Regions from separate parts of the Homo sapiens genome. Here region 2 is linked to region 1. The links are chromatin loops, found by intact Hi-C in ENCODE. Cell type or tissue: CD4-positive, alpha-beta T cell. All regions are shown on one strand. Links, peaks and the distances in the headings refer to the core of each region. The heading gives the core; the rest is flanking DNA.

Region 1 (2,925 bases), core at 271-2,770:
CAGCTGCAACTCTTTACACCACCCTCCTTGGTGTCTATAAGTGGCCCAGACCCTCAGCCGGACTGACAGGCAAAATATCTGTGTCAGTATATGTTATTCATCCATCATTAAGTCAAGGTCTGCAGGACAAACCCCCACAGCTAGGTATCAAAATCAAGATTAAGCAAAAACTAAGCCCAAATCCAAAAATCCTCATTATATATTGAAATTCCAGTATACAGGCATAAATTTGAAAATATGTCAAAATATTAATCATAACAAATTTATTATTAAAATGTTAGTAGCCAATTTTTAAAAGTTTATTATTACAATCTGGGAACAAAATTCCCAAGTACTATCACACTGCCTACCACACTGTTGATCTTTCCTTCACAGCATTTTTACATCCACAACTCTATATTTACTTGTATGAATAGCTGATTAATATTTGAATCCTGTGCTAGACTGTAATCTCCAAGAGAGCAGGAGCCTGTGTCCAGTTTTGCTTATAGTAGTACTTTTGGTGGAATAGGATTTTTTGGCTCCCATATTCCCTTTGATCCTACCCATCCTCACTCAGGAGACTTTAGCATCATTAAATTGCATCAAAGTTATTCTATCAATGGTATTCAGGAAATGACAAGAGAAGGGTTTGGAACAAGAGAGTTAACTTTAAATTTGTTTAACAATTGTGAAAATTTGGAAATAACCTAAATGTCCAACAGTAAAAGAATTGGGTGTTTTTTTGTTTGTTTGTTTGTTTGAGGTGGGGTCTTACTCTGTGGCCCAGACTGGAGTACAGTGGCATAATCATAGCTCACTGCAGCTTCAAACTCCTGAGCTCAAGCGATCCTCCTGCCTCGGCTTCCCAATGTGTTAGGATTACAGGCATGAGGCACTGTGCCTGGCACTGGAATTGTTACATATACCATGGTACATTCAATCTATGCAGGGAGAATGGATGCCACTTCTTTCTTTATTTAGTGGTTACCTTGTCCAGGATAAAGAAAACAAGTGAGGCTGTTGCCCAAGCAGTACCACATGCATTTCCTAATAATAAGGTAGCAAAAAATTAATTCAAACATGTTTGTGTTCAAACTCTAATTCTACCAATCTTGGATGACCAAATGGAGGTCTACCTATCCTGAAAAAGATTTGTCTAAAGCAGTGGTTCTCAAAGTGTGGTCCTTGAAGCAACAATGGCAGCATCATCTGGGAATATGTTAGAAATACAAGTTTTTAAGTCCCAACTCAGACCTACTAAATCAGCAAATATGGGATTGGGGCCCAGCATTCTATTTTAACAAGCCCTCTAGCTGATTCTGATGTACACTCAAGTCGGTGACCCAAGACCCTTGGTTATTTTTGCCTCTGACCACAAGGTGGCAACCTTTGTCTAAAGTCCTATGAGTTGTCCAATGGTTACGTTAGGTGTAATCTTGTCTAGCCACTGAACTGTCCAGAGGCAGTAAGTAGTGATGTGATATGGGGATGTGAGGGAGAAGTGAGAGATGGGAGAGGAAGAAAAGAGATGAAAGGAAGAATGGGGACTGGAGGAGGCTTTATCTCTGCTTTGAACACAGCAAGTAAACTACAGTGAGGAGGTGGGACAATGTTAGGGGTGCTGGTTGTTTATCATCTAACAATTCAGCTCATTCTGGATATAAAACAATGTGAAGTAATGTTGGGGATTTTGTGTGCAGCCAATTTTATCTATGCTTTTTATCCTTGTAATCCCTAGACACCACCCAAAGGCAAGCACCTCCTCACACTATCACCTATCCTCTTCCTACTCTCATAATATAATCATGAATTCCTTCCCCAGTTATCTTCCATCACAGAATCCCCTCTTTTTAAACCTTTCCACAGTTTTCCCGGGTGCCCTGTTGCACAGTAAAATAAGCTCAGCCTATGAAAATATACAGAAATGTTGTCCCTCTTATTTGAACATTTCCTGCACATCTGTAATTGAGACCTGGCACTCCACTGAAGATTCTACTTCCCATACAGCCCTCTCCGATTAAAATTGTTAATTTTTTCATTCCCCATAAATTATAGGGTTTTGCCAAGAGGATAGAGGGGAGGAAAATACAAAGACAGAAGTCTTAAAGGAGGATAAACTTTTCTCAGCTCTGGTAATGGTATCCATGCAGACATGTCATCCAACACCTTAACTTCTCAGTTCTGTTGAATGCCTCAATTCTACTTCGCTTCAACCACTGTCACCCAGGACACATAGTGGATGTTTTCAACATTTAGAGGAAATCCACACTGTAAATCATTTTTGAATCACTTATATTTTTCTTCTTTCCTATTTTCTACAAAATAGGATGAATTTTCTTCTTCTGGTTTACAAGTTATAACTGCCATTTTGGTTCTTATTTTAGTTGCCCTTAACTAACAAATACCCATGTTAATTTAACCATATTAGTTTCTTAAATTTATCAGTATCTACATTTTTCTCTTAACATTACAAGTACTTGAAAATGTTCTCATGTTTTTTGAGTTCCACCACACCTTCCCCATCACTTTGATAATGTTTAAAAATATCTGTTCTGAGTTACTATGGATATACACTTTTTCTTCTTTTCTGCTCAGTATTTAATTATCAAGTCAGCAATAAACTATACTACCAGTGTATACTTGCCCTTACTCCCCATGTCTTTGCAGCATCTCCTGTATTTTTTTCCTTTCTAATTTGAAGACCTCCTCCAAAATTGTCTTCAATGAGGGTCTTTGTGTGACAAACCTTCTGAGATAGTGCATGCCACAGAATATATTTATTACTATGCTACATTTAAGTTAAAAAATGGGCTGGGCACAGGGGCTCATGCCTGTAATTCCAGCACTTTGGGAGGCCGAGGTGGGTGGATCACTTGAGGTCAGGGGTTCAATACCAGCTTGGCCAACATGGTGAAACCCTGTCTCTACTAAAAATACAAAAAC
Region 2 (2,925 bases), core at 305-2,804, 660 kb after region 1:
GGGAGTTCAAAGCTGCAGTGAGCCTTGATTGCACCACTGCACTCCTTCCTGAGCAACAAAGTGAGACCTCATCTCAAAAAAAAAAAATGAGAAAACTTTTTTATGTACTTATATGCAAAATTCTCTACAATACAGTATGTGGATGTAGAGCTATGCACCTTCTCAATTTTGTGCCATGGATGTGTATTACCCATTCAATTATATATCTTTAAAAGTAATATAGAAAAACAAGAATAGTGTTTGATTGAAGGATAATTTTTGACAAGTGACCTTCATGAGAAATTTTACTTTTTAAAAATTCCACGTCAGGCCAGGTGTGATGGCTCATGCCTATAATCCCAGCATTTAGGGAGGCCGAGACAGGTGGATCATTTGAAGTCAGGAGTTCGAGACCAGCCAGGCCAACATGGTGAAACCCCCGTCTCTACTAAAAATACAAAAAAATTAGCCAGGCATGGTGGTGCACGCCTGTAGTCCCAGCTACTTGGGAGGCTGAGGCAGAAGAACTGCTTGAACCCGGGAGTCGGAGGTTGCAGTGAGCCGAGATCACACCACTGCACTCCAGCCTGGGCAGTAGAGTGAGACTCTGTCTCAAAAAAAAAAAAATCCCATGTCAGGCTGCCCTCCATGTGAGAGAAGTCCAAGTCTAGCTAGAGTTGCTACTATTCTATGGCAGCAGATATGAGGGTTTGTTTAGGGAATGTTTTTGAGGATTTGAAGATCTTTCACTTGTAAGTTCCTCAGCTCTGTATAGACTTCTGTTCCATAGAGGAGTTAAAGCACAGTGGAATAGTGGTAGTGGCGTCTCTGAACCACTCTGCTACCTGTTCACCAACTAGCCTGCAAGCTCCTTGATGGCAGGCCCATGTCCTATATTTTACTTTATATTCCTTACAGCAGTGCTTTTCAAACTATTCATAGGAAAAACTCATTTTCCCTAAAATATATCGTGTATCAATACTTTTATAAAATACAATACCAATAAATTACTAGAAAAATGAAATAAAAACAAAAACACAAAATACAAGTGCAACTCTTTCATGATTATATTCAACAGACATAAAATTACTCTGACAAATTGTTAAGGTTTTGGAACACTTTCTTTCCATTTTATCCCATTCGATTCAAACCAACAACAAACAGTTTGTGGACCAGCAGTGGGCCATGGACCACACTTTGAATAATACCACCTGACAGGACTACCGCAGCACCCAGCTCATTGTAGGAATTCGATAAATCTTGGGTTTAATACAGCATTCCTATAGAATGTTTTCTACTTTGTGTTTTCACATCTATTTCCCTCTGCTATCCTCACACCACTTCCAGAGTTAAGTGGAGCAGATTTTGTCATTCCCATTTGGCAGAAGAGGAAGTTGAGTCACGCGGATTAAACGATTTCCCTGATCTGAAACAGCTACTTTATGTCAGAACCCCAAATTCGCCTCCGACTCTTACTGCATCTTGTGGCAGTGGCACTAAGAAAGCCTCCCAGTCAAAGAGTCCCACCAATTAGAGTAAAACCTGCCTTAGGTTTTCCAAATAATAGCAAGTTGCCTGCCTGGTGCAATAGAAAGAGTAGAGACTCAAATCTGGGCTTGAGCCAGTTTTACCTGTAATCCTGTCTCCTTATCTTTAAAGGAGATAATAGCAAATTCTCCCAAAGCTGCACTAAGAACTATATGGTGAATTAAATAGCCAGGCACGTAGTTCAGAAAGAATGATTGATATTAATTTTAGGCTCAGTTTAGAAGCCCTGCCTTGAAGAGTTTGCTCCTTAATCCTCATCACATGGAATGTGCGCCATCTACTGGTAGAGCAGGGAACATGGCTCTAGGAAGAGGCTTTGCTCTCCGTAGGAATCATGCCCTTTATTTCTTTTTTTGCATTGGCTGCTAGAAAGCTTGGAGCCAAATATTTGGTATTCCCCACCCCCGGCAAGTGAACAGGATTTTACAGATTGCATTTTATATTAAACTCACCTCTAGTTTCATTTTATTTTTCCTATCTGAAACCCTCCCGTGGCTCCCAAGCCATGGCTCAAGCAAGAGCAAAAGTCAAAGTCCTTACCTTAAGACTTCCATGTACACAGCTATGCATGATCGGGCCCCCTGTTAGTTCTCTGACCTCATCACCAACTACTCTCTTCCTTGCTCATACTGTTCCATTTTATTTTTTTCTTGACCAGATTATCTCATTTTTAAATCCATTTTGTAGTCACTTTGAATACCCTTTAGATTATGTAGAATAGTGATTTACTAAACTGGATAAAGTTTGACAAGAATATATTCTATTTTTTGTTATTGTTGATCTGTTATCCTGGCAACCTCTGTAATCTAACAATAGATACAAGAGTAGATAAGTTAACTCTAAAATATAATGCAGATAAAATAATTAAAATTTAAAATAAATCTTTATGACTCCAAGCCTATGTAGATTTAAGTGGCCACTGCCAATAGTACTGGGACACCATAACCTGAGTTAAGTGATATATGCATTTATTTATGTGCTGAACACTTACTGTGTGCCATTCACTGTTCCAGGTACAGAAAACTCTGTATCTTGGCCTGGGTTTCTTGGGGTTTATTCTGCTAGGGGTTTGGTCAGTTATTGAATCTGTAAGTTGTCTTTTCTCAAATTTTGGAAAATTTTTGTCATGATTTCTTCAAATACATTTTCAGCACCACACTTTTTTCTTCTCTCCTGCTGGGTCTCCTGTAACATGAATGCTATATCTGTTGTTATAGTTCCACAGGCTCTGTTCATCTTTTTTTTTTTTTTCCCAGTCTATTTCTGTCTGTTGTTCAAACTAGGTTATTTCTACTGTCTTATCATCTAGTTCTATCATTGTTTCCTCCATATTCTCCATTCTGCTGTTGAGCCCATCCAATGAGTTTTCAAAGTTTAGTTATTGTATTTTTTGGTTAT

The links. A loop is a pair of places that touch in the nucleus more often than their neighbours do. Peaks named below come from ENCODE experiments on the same cell type or tissue, not always from the same donor. Only the 100,000 strongest peaks of a DNase experiment are listed, where the experiment ranks them.
Region 2: it touches region 1 in a loop (18-fold over the local background); 48 of 110 quality-filtered maps call a loop at or near these places.

What each region holds. Positions count from the first base shown.
Region 1 is chrX:50,578,606-50,581,530 of GRCh38, reverse strand. It overlaps a transcript of SHROOM4 not described here. Among named protein-coding and RNA genes, the nearest start is that of DGKK, 110 kb to the right of the region's middle. RefSeq lists an enhancer at 1-152. In CD4-positive, alpha-beta T cell, for the core only: no CTCF peak of the experiment used is centred there; a DNase peak (open chromatin) is centred at 1,360.
Region 2 is chrX:49,914,697-49,917,621 of GRCh38, reverse strand. No RefSeq gene overlaps it. Among named protein-coding and RNA genes, the nearest start is that of CLCN5, 6.4 kb to the left of the region's middle. In CD4-positive, alpha-beta T cell, for the core only: a CTCF peak has its summit at 1,822 (motif pointing left); a DNase peak (open chromatin) is centred at 1,811.